Regions from separate parts of the Homo sapiens genome. Here region 1 is linked to region 2. Evidence: chromatin loops called from intact Hi-C (ENCODE). Cell type or tissue: heart right ventricle. All regions are shown on one strand. Region 1 overlaps ARMH3 (armadillo like helical domain containing 3). Region 2 overlaps ARMH3 (armadillo like helical domain containing 3).

What was found. Hi-C counts contacts between places; a loop is a spot of excess contacts. Peaks named below come from ENCODE experiments on the same cell type or tissue, not always from the same donor. Only the 100,000 strongest peaks of a DNase experiment are listed, where the experiment ranks them.
Region 1: a loop joins it to region 2, with 2.9 times the contacts of the local background. A loop is called at or near these places in 20 of 110 quality-filtered maps.

What each region holds. Positions count from the first base shown.
Region 1 is chr10:101,958,806-101,963,805 of GRCh38, reverse strand. All of the region lies in intron 20 of ARMH3 (armadillo like helical domain containing 3), which reads left to right. Among named protein-coding and RNA genes, the nearest start is that of ARMH3, 95 kb to the left of the region's middle. In heart right ventricle, no CTCF peak of the experiment used is centred here; a DNase peak (open chromatin) is centred at 2,095; H3K27ac peaks cover 4,794 bases.
Region 2 is chr10:101,887,060-101,892,059 of GRCh38, reverse strand. It overlaps ARMH3 (armadillo like helical domain containing 3), which reads left to right. Exons shown (of 26, transcript NM_024541.3): 24 at 2,570-2,648. Among named protein-coding and RNA genes, the nearest start is that of KCNIP2, 46 kb to the right of the region's middle. In heart right ventricle, CTCF peaks have their summits at 2,039 and 2,257 (motif pointing left); a DNase peak (open chromatin) is centred at 2,249; H3K27ac peaks cover 1,822 bases.

The DNA.
Region 1 (5,000 bases), 72 kb before region 2:
CCTTATTTTAAGTTGACCTTTTAAAACTACTACCAGGAGACAGCCAAGTGCAGTGGCCCATGCCTGTAATCCCAGCTACTCGGGAGGCTGAGGCAGGAGAATCGCTTGAACCCAAGAGACAGAGGTCGCGGAGAGCCGAGATCGTGCCGTTGCACTCCACCCTGGGCAACAAGAGCAAAACTCCATCTCAAAAACAAAAATAAATAAATAAAAAATAAAAACAAATAAGTAAATAGGCCAGGCACAGTGGCTCATGCCTGTAATGTCAGCACTTTGTAGGGCTGAGGCGGGTGGATCACCTGAGGTCAAGAGTTCGAGACCAGCCTGGCCAACATGGTGAAACCCCGTCTCTACTAAAAATACAAAAATGGCTGGGCACGGTGGCTCACACCTGTAATCCCAGCACTTTGGGAGGCCGAGTCCAAGGCGACCGGATCACGAGGTCAGGAGATGGAGGCCATCCTGGCTAACACAGTGAAATAAAAAATACAAAAAATTAGGCAGGTGTGGTGGCAGGTGCCTGTAGTCCCAGCTACTCAGGAGGCTGAGGCAGGAGAATGGCTTGAACCCGGGAGGTGGAGGTTGCAGTGAGCCATGATCGTGCCACTGCACTCCAGCCTCGGCAACAGAGTGAGACTCTGTTTCAAAAAAAAAAAAAAAAATGCAAAATTATCCGGGCATGGTGATGGGTTCCTGTAATCCCAGCTACTTGGGAGGCTAAGGCAGGAGAATCTCTTGAACCCGGGAGGTGGAGGTTGCAGTGGGACAAGATCATGCCACTGCACTTCAGTCTGGGTGACAGAGTTGAGCTCTGTCTCAAAAAAAAAAAAAAAAAGAAAAAAAGACATGTACTCTGAGCTTATAGGATTTTTCCTTTGGTCACTTTGTTATGTGAGGGGCTAATCAGTGGAATTGTGATCAAAGTATGGTTTTTGGTGGCAAATATAGATATTGGCCCTAGATAGCTCCTGTATCCCCAACAAATATTTTTCAAATTGAAGTTTGGGTGGATCCAATACAGTTTCATAGACCTCAGCAGTGGGAGTTCAGAGACCTTCTTCTCCCCAGCATGATTTGTCCTTAATGCAGTTTAGCTCCAACCAGCATATTGGCTTTGGGTAATTTATTTAACCTTTCTGAATTTTGATTTGCTCATCTGTAAAATGGGAACAATAATACCTACTTCATCAGATAGTTAAGAGGATTCAGTGAGAAGAATATAATTTAAGTGCTTTACATAATATCTAGCACCTAGCAAGCACCTAATAAGTGTTACCTTTCCTGCCATTTATGACCATGGTATTTCTTACTTTGAAAAGAGGTGAATGTAGTTTGAGGAAGGTGATTTCTGTAGTTAAGTGTCTTTTTTTAAGGTATCAGATAGAGGGTAAAAAAAAAAAAAGGAAAGTTTGAGATGCTCTGTGTGAGCTTCTGGACACAGTTATTAACTTGTAGTAGTTGTCATTCTTCTGGAGGAAATGATGCATTCCTCTGTGATGTGTCTCTTCACGTTGGTATTTTGGGACAGCGCATTCCCAGGGATGTGGAGTATGGGCCCATGGGCATTATCTCTTCAGGTTTGGAAAGTCTCAACTACCAAGCTTGCCCTTACCCAAAAGGATATTCTCTGCGACAAGCTATGCCATTCTCTTTTGAGGGAGTGAGCAGCCATTGCTCACCTAATGGGCAAAGCTGTTTACACAGTGTTAAGTTTCTATACCATAAGGTCATGCTTCGTTGGAAATCTCTCAGACCAGGAGTCAGGCCTTTGGTGAAGAATCCTGTATTAGCCCTTTTGCCCCACTTCATTTTAGAAACTATTATTTAACAATGAGAAACATGATAAGGCAAAGGATTAAATTAAATGGTACATCCTGTCCCTCATATCTTCATGACTGCAACATTTACTGTACTTGATTGCAAAGTCTTACAGATGTATGACTGATTAACCGTACTATGTTTATGCAATCATCCCCTTATTTTTTAGTTATCTTAATTCTTCCCTGTATGTACTGCTACTTCTGTGAGTGTCCTTGGAACAATTTGGCTGGTCATGTGCCCAGATGACATCAAGTGGACAAGTGGATCAAGGGCAGTTTTCTAAAAATGTGTGTGTATGTAGAGGGGGTGAGTCAGGAGCCTGTTAGCATGAGCTCTGTGTTGGCACTGAGATCCTGAGTGCCAGTTCTCTGCTGTCCTTGAAACTGCTCCTGACACAGGGCATTTTCTTCTTTGGCCTAAACCTGTCTTTTTTGGCATAAACCCTGTGCAAAGCTCGGTCCATAATAGTTTATAAATAAACCTGGTTATTAATTGTTTATACCCATATTTTTTTGTTTTGGTTCTGATTTTTTCTAAAGAAAGGGGATCTTGGCTCCCTTTAATGTCCATATCCAATCATCTTCCATTGGCAGTACCTAATTTTGAAGAAGGCAACACTGACTGAGGGAATTAGGAACAGTTTTAGTTGATAGTTATGTGCTTAAAAAAAAAAAGAGAGAGCAAGCAGCCACAAGGGATAGAGAGGTGGAGGTGAGAGCTGAGATGTAGATAAGACAGCAGAGAGCAGGCCAAGGAGCTGGCAGAGAGGCCTGCTGAGGTGGCTCGTGCTGAGCAAAGCTTCTGGGAGTCTTTTTGTGTTGCCAGTGAGTGACAGGAAGGCGATAATGAGGTATTAAATACTTGTACTTTAACAGGTAGCTGAGGACCAAGGGAAAATGGGGACCAAATACATGAAAATGACGTAGAGCAGCCAACAGGTGGAGAAAGTTATAAACCAGAGTCTAGAGAAGTGCTGATAACAGTATAGTCAGCAGATCTAAGCACACCATTTATAGTAAGCTGTAACCCCACTTTCACGTTCAGCTTGATCTCGCACCTTTATTTGTTTAATCTTCTTTTTTTTTTTTTTTTTTTGAGACGGAGTTTTGCTCTGTCGCCCAGGCTAGAGTGCTGTGGTGCAATCTCGGCTCACTGCAAACTCCGCCTTCCAGGTTCAAGCGATTCTCCTGCCTCAGCCTCACGAGTAGCTGGGATTACAGGTGCCCGCCACCGTGCCTGGCTAATTTTTGTATTTTTTAGTAGAGACGGGGTTTCACCATCTTGGCCGGGCTGGTCTCGAACTCCTGACCTCATGATCAGCCTGCCTCAGCCTCCCAAAGTGCTGGGATTACAGGCATGAGCCACTGTACCTGGCTTATCTTCTTAATGGCATGGTAGAAAGAACACTAAACAGGTGACAAGGTCCTAGTCCCAGCTTAGTCACCAGCTAGTTTGGGGTGAGGGTGGAATGGGGCATGGAGTTTTCTTATCCAAAAATGAGGAAATCGGATTAAATGACCTAAGGCATTTTCTAGCTCTAAAAATCTATAATCAGCTATGTCAAAGCCTCACAGACTTAAAACTCCCATCATATCAGGTCAGAGGCTAGAATCTGTGTGTAGTGGTGTATAGGACACTGAACAGTTGATATAGTGAGTGCAAAGTCAAGGAGATTATGATGGAGAAAAGCACTATTTCATGGGATATTTGGGACATTCTCTCTTGAAGAAGAATTACCATCTGTGATGTCAGAGGCTTCATTTTAGTTGCCTATTAAATTCCCTGTAGATAGTTCTTTTTTTTTTTGGAGAAGGAGTCTTGCTCTGTCGCCCAAGGTGGAGTGCAGTGGTGCGATCTCGGCTCACTGCAGCCTCCGCCTCCCGGGTTTAAGCAATTCTTCTGCCTCAGCCTCTCGAGTAGCTGGGCCTACAGGCGCACACCGCCACGCCCAGCTAATTTTTTGTATTTTAGTAGAGACAGGGTTTCACCGTGTTGCCCAGGCTGTTCTCGAACTCCTGAACTCAGGCAATCTGCCTGCCTTAGCCTCCCAAAGTGCTAGGATTACAGGCGTGAGCCACTGCGCCCAGCCCCTGTAGAGAATTCTTACTTCCAAGTGAGAAGACCTTGGTTCTTGGGGGAGCAGAATATCTGACCTGCATTTTCAGGGGCAGAATGCAAGCCACTCTGGCACTGACTCTCAGAGTATTGTGGTACTGGACTCTCCCTTTCAATACTCTGGCTCCGCTAATGCCTGTGGCAGTTGGGACACAGGTTGCCCGTGCCAGAGTTGCTCTCTTCCTCCTCTAATATTTCTCACTTTGTCATCCTGGATTCTGAATCCCAGAGATCAAGACTAGCTGTAGTCCAGCAGAGGAGCAATAAATCATTGCTCCCACATCCTTTCCTCCAGGTTTCCTGCCCTTTAATTACCACATAGCCACTGCTGAGGCTGCATCTCTGTGCTGTGTGTCCTGGGGACAAAAGCCCTTGTTGATGGGATGTGTGCAAAAGCTGCTTTGTCTCTAGCCATTACGTTTTGCAGAGTGCCAAGCGTGCTGCCCATCCCTTTCTCTCGCCTCTATGATTTTATAGAGTCCGATTGTCAGGTAGTATATCATTAACAGGGCTTGTCTAAACTCTGGGGATTAGGTGGTGGGGTGGGCAGCCCCCACGTAGCTCACTCAGCAAGGTGATCTTCTTTAAGGAGGGAAGTTTGGGTTAGTCATTTTTATGTGAATTTTAGCTAGCCCCATTATTCCTGTGCTCCTGGTAGGAGCTAAGCAGGTTGTGTGATCCTGAATGGGCTCCCTTGGAGCCTTTTTGTCCCCCCAGTCCAACAGATACTTGATCACTTAACAGACACCATTAAAAGGGCCAGCTGCCTATCATTTGCCTTTTCATTATGAAACCCCAGAGAACTCAAGTTGGGGCCGGGGTAAAGAGTTTATAAATGAAGATGCCTATCTCCTTCATGCCTGGCAAGGCTTTTTTTTACTATTTGAGGGGAAGATTCAGGCTTTAGAAACAGAATGTGGGTGAAGCCAGCCTCTTGTACTTTCCTTGCCTGCTGTTTCTTTACTGTACCTGTGCTTTTAAAGGATTGAGAGTGAGGGGTGTTGTGTGGTAGGCAGCAAGAGTCTGGAGAGTCTCACTCCTACTCATCATTCCCTGCTGTTCCA
Region 2 (5,000 bases):
GCTCACTGAAACCTCTGTCTCCCAGGCTTAAGTGATCCTCCCACCTCAGCCTCCCAAGTAGCTGGGACCACAAGTGTGTGCCACCACACCTGGCTAAATTTTTTTGTATTTTTTGTAGAGACAGGGTTTCACCATGTTACCCAGGCTGATCTTGAACTCCTGGGCTCAAGTGATCCGCTCACCTTAGCCTCTCAAAGTGCTGGAATTACATGCGTGAGCCACCACGCCTAGCCCACACTACCCATTTTAATAAACTTTCTGTTTTGGAATAATTTTAGATTTATAGAAAAAGTAAAAAGATAATCCACAGAGTTCCTGGATACCCTCAGCCTAATTTCCGTCATTTTATGTCACCAAGGTACATGTATCAACACTAAGTAACTGGCATTATTATTAACTAAATTCCGTATTTTAATTAGATTTTACCAGTTTTTCCATTAATGTCCTCTTGCTGTGCCAGGGTCCATTCCAGGATATGCATTTAATTGTCATATCTCCCCAGTGATTTGTGACAATTTCTCAACTCTTGTTTTTCATGACTTTTAGAGTCTTAAGAAAGTACTGGCTGGGCACGGTGGCTCACACCTGTAATCCCAATACTTTGGGAGACCAAGGTGAGTGGATCACCTGAAAGGTCAGGAGTTTGAGAACAGCTTGGCCAATGTGGTGAAACCCCATCTCTATTAAAAATACAAAATTAGCTGGTCATGGTGGCGGGGGCCTGTAATCCCAGCTTCTTGGGAAGCTGAGGCAGAAGAATTGCTTAAACCCGGAAGGTGGAGGTTGCAGGGAGCTGAGATCGCACCATTGCACTCCAGCCTGGGCAACAAGAGCAAAACTCCGTCTCAAAAAAAAAAAAGGAAGAAAGAAAGAAACTACCAGTCAGCGTCAGGAGCAATGGCTCATGCCTGTAATCCCAGCATTTTAGGAGGTGAGGAGGGAGGACTGCCTGAGCTCAGGAGTTTGAGACCAGCCTGGGCAATCTGGCAAAACCCCATCTCTACAAAAAATACAAAAATTAGCCAGACATGGTGGCACATGCCTGTAGTCCCAGCTACTTGGGAGGCTGAAGTGGGAGGATTGCTTGAGCCAAGGAGATGGAGGCTGTAGTGAGCCATGTTTGTGCCACTGCACTCCAGCCTGGATGACAAAGTGAGACCCTGTCTCAAAAAAAAAAAAAAAAAAAATACCAGTCAGGTATCCTGTAGAATGTCCCCTGTCTGATATTTTTCTTGTGATTAGATTGAGATATTAAGTGCCCTTCTCATCAGATCATACCAAGGGTTACATGGTATCTACATGATATCACTGGCAATCTACAGCTTCATCATTTGGTTAAGGTAGTGTTTACCAGGCTTCTTTGCTATAAAGTTACTGTGTTTCCCATTTGCTACTCTAGTCTTTGGCAATAAATCACTAAATCTAGCCCACCCTCAGGAATGAGAAATAAACTTCATTTCCTATAGGGAGAAGTATCTACATATATTATTTGAAATTGTTCTATGAGAAAGATTTGTTGGCCAGCCGCTGTGGCTCATGTCTATAATCCCAGCACTTTGGGAGGTGGAGACCTGTGGATTGCTTGAGCCCAGGCTTGAGCCTGGGCGACATGGCAAAACCGTGTTTCTACCAACAAAATACAAAAATAATTAGCCGGGCATGCTGGCACATGCCTGTAGTCCCAGCTGCTAGGGAGGCTTAGGTGGGAGGATCGCTTGAGCCTGGGAGGTTAAGGATGCAGTGAGCCATGATTGTGCCACTGCATTCCAGACTTGGTAACAGAGTGACACCCTGTCTAAAATATAAATATAAATAAATATATATATATATATGAAAAAAAGAGATTTGTCTCTCTCTATGAATCATTTATATTCATATGGACTCATGTAAAACCCTGATCTAAAACCTGTGTTCTTTTTGCTACACCAGGCAAGAAATGACAAAGACCTATACCAAGGCACTGGTTTCAGGGAAATTTATTTCAGATTTCAGAGATTTTTAAGAGGTAGATTTGATAAGACTAGGTAATTTTGGATGTGACTAAGTGATGGAGAAGGGAGTGTTTTAAAATGACACTCAGCTTTTGGGTTGAATGGCCGGATATAAAATTTTGGTTTGAAACTATTTACTAACAAGTATGAAGATTGCTTCTATTTAGCCTATATGTTGTTGGCCCAGCTTTACTGAGTGCCCTGTTCTCCCAAGTCAGACAAGACAGCTTTTCTTTCTGATTGAAGCACCAGGGCCCCCTAGTGGACAGCCCTCTGGGTTCCCTTTCTCATCTGAAGGACTCAATATTTTTGTTTGGCTTTGGGTTTTTTCCGTTAGTTCATTTGCAGAGCAGAGATGCTTGATTCTATTTTCTGTCTAATAGTAAATCCTTCCCACTTCAGAGTTATCAATTCACCCCCATTTGTGACTACCTCATGTTCAATAAGAGGAAGTTACCCAGTCACAATCGGTCCCATGCTCTAGTACTCTAAACCAGAGGGTACTTGATCCTTATTTTTTAACAGATGTATCCACCTCTTCTATCTGGCACCATATTAATACGAATTCTTTGTTTCAGAGCCATCATCAACCACTTTAACCCCAAAATTGAGTCCTACGCTGCTGTGAATCACATATCCCAACTGTCAGAGGAGCAGGTAAGCCACTACTTTCCCCAGATGACCTAGTTGGTGGCTAGGATCAAGCAGTTGCCTTCTCTCTGATGGCAGGGGGATTCTGTGACTGAGCTTTTGTGGTAGTGACCAGGGCCAGGCTGCTGAGAGGAATTAGTGTGGGGTTGGTTGATAGTACTTTTAATACAGAGTGATGCTGTCTGCGTTTGTGCCATCTGAAGGGTTTGTTAATTATATAGAAGATATGTAGGTGAAAATCTGGTGAATTATTTGTTTTAGAGTGTGATAAGGCATTTCTTTTTTTAAAATTTTAGGCAGAGAGTCATTTTGATTTTTGAAAATAAGAAATGAGAACTTAGAAATGGATGAAACTGCCAATTAGAAAAACCCTGAGTTCAGCTTAATTTGAAGCTATTTGGCTCGTTAAAACATGAGCCCTCATTGGGACAGATTTTCCTTAGTAATTGAGTTCTCTTTGCCTTGAGCAATTATTTTTGAGGAGGTTTTTCTGTGGTATGGACTGAGTTAGAGATGCAGATAGCCTTGTGTCTTTGTTTTCTTTAAATCTGGCCTGATTTCCCCTTCTCCCAGAGTGCCTGCACTCAGCTCTGCATTATATAAAAGTACAGATGAGGCGTTAGCGTGGCATGGGATTGAACTTGATGTGTCAAAATGAAACTCTTGAGTCCTTTTTTAAAAAGCACTAAATAAGACATCCTATTCACATGGTTCCCTTTCCTTTTCATCCTACTCCCAAATTGGAGGGGCCAGGGTATAGACCCCAAGCCAGTAGGAAGACCATATGTGCCCTGTTCTTCCTTTTTTGCCAGTGCATCTTTGTAACCCTTGTTTGAGCTTCTTGCTGGCAGAGCCAGCCAGCCAGCTATGATTTGACCATGTGTTTCAGTGTTCCTCAAAGCTATTCAGTTCTCCCAGTGAAGCACCAAGCAAGCCTTTTTCCTAATAGACAAGCTTCTCAGTATTCCCACCAGTGGCTCTTTTCTCAGCCAGATGGATAGGACTCTATTAGTCTGTCAGTTGTTCCCTTTGACATATTTGTTCTCTTTTGTGAGCCCAGCTGTGAGAATCCATCCTCACATTTAAAACTGCTTTTATAAATGGCCTTCATTTCCTTTTTTCCTCTCTGCCTGTGGAGCTATCCTGAATCCTGTTCTTTGATGCTGTGCTGTCTGTGAGGTGCTTTGTGATGCTACCATTTTCTTGTTGGACTAGTTCACATTAATTTTACTATATCATTTTTATGCAAAATAATTCAACATCTTGAGTTTTATGCAGTAAGAGAAGGGGTGACTTTCCTACCACAGTGAGCTCTGGTTAGTCTAAAAGCTTTTTTTTTTTTTTAAAAAAAAAAAAAAGGAGACATTTACTCTGTCAGCCACGTGCAGTATTCATCCCCCAGCAGCTTGGGAAGGTCAAGCTGAAATCTTTCTCCAGCAGTAGCTGCCACAGACCAATAATAAAAATCCTTTCTGGCACACAAGGCAATCTGTGAAAGGATGATTAGCAAGCACGTGTCCTCAGCCTCCTCCAACTTCTTTCAAAGTTAAATGAAATGATGAAAGTGCCTCTCAAAAAGAGTGCGCAGGCCAGAGACGAAGCGATTTCAATGGAGAGGGATTTCATAGGAGAATGGGGAAAGGATAGCAAGATTGATTTACTTGGTCAATATGTAATTGTATACCTGCTGGGTGCGGTGGCTCACACTTGTAATCCCAGCACTTTGGGAGGCTGAGGTGGGCAGATTGCTTGAGCCCAGGAATTCAAGACCACCCTGTACCACATGGTGAAGCTGTCTCTACAAAAAAAAAAAAAAAAAAAAAAAGAGAGAGAGAGAGAAAGAAAAATTAGCCAGACGTGGTGGTGTGCACCTGTAGTCCCAGCAACTTGGGAGGCTGAGGTGGGAGCTGAGGTGAACCCAGGGAGGTTGAAGCTGCAGTAAGCTGTGATCATGCCACTGCACTCCAGCCTGGGTGACAATGAGACCCTGTCTCAAAATAATAGTAATAATAATAATTATCATTATTATTGTATACCTTCTATAATATAAGTTGTGGTGCTAAGGTAAGTGGGGATCAGTGGTGAATAATCTTAGTCATTGCTCTCATGGAGTCTTTGTGTACTCATTACCTCTTTTAATAGTCCTTTTCACTTGGGGGTTTGGAGGAGGGTGATACTATTCTGGGACCTTCTTGAGAGCCACCCTCAAAATAGTTGTTGCTTCTCTTCTCTAACTGATTTTGAAGGGTGCTAAATGACAGCATTACAGTACACTTGGTTTATTCTCAGCACTATCAGATTAGAGGTATTTGACTGCCTTGTTAATCTCCAGCATGTGTTGGAGCACTTCTCTCCCTT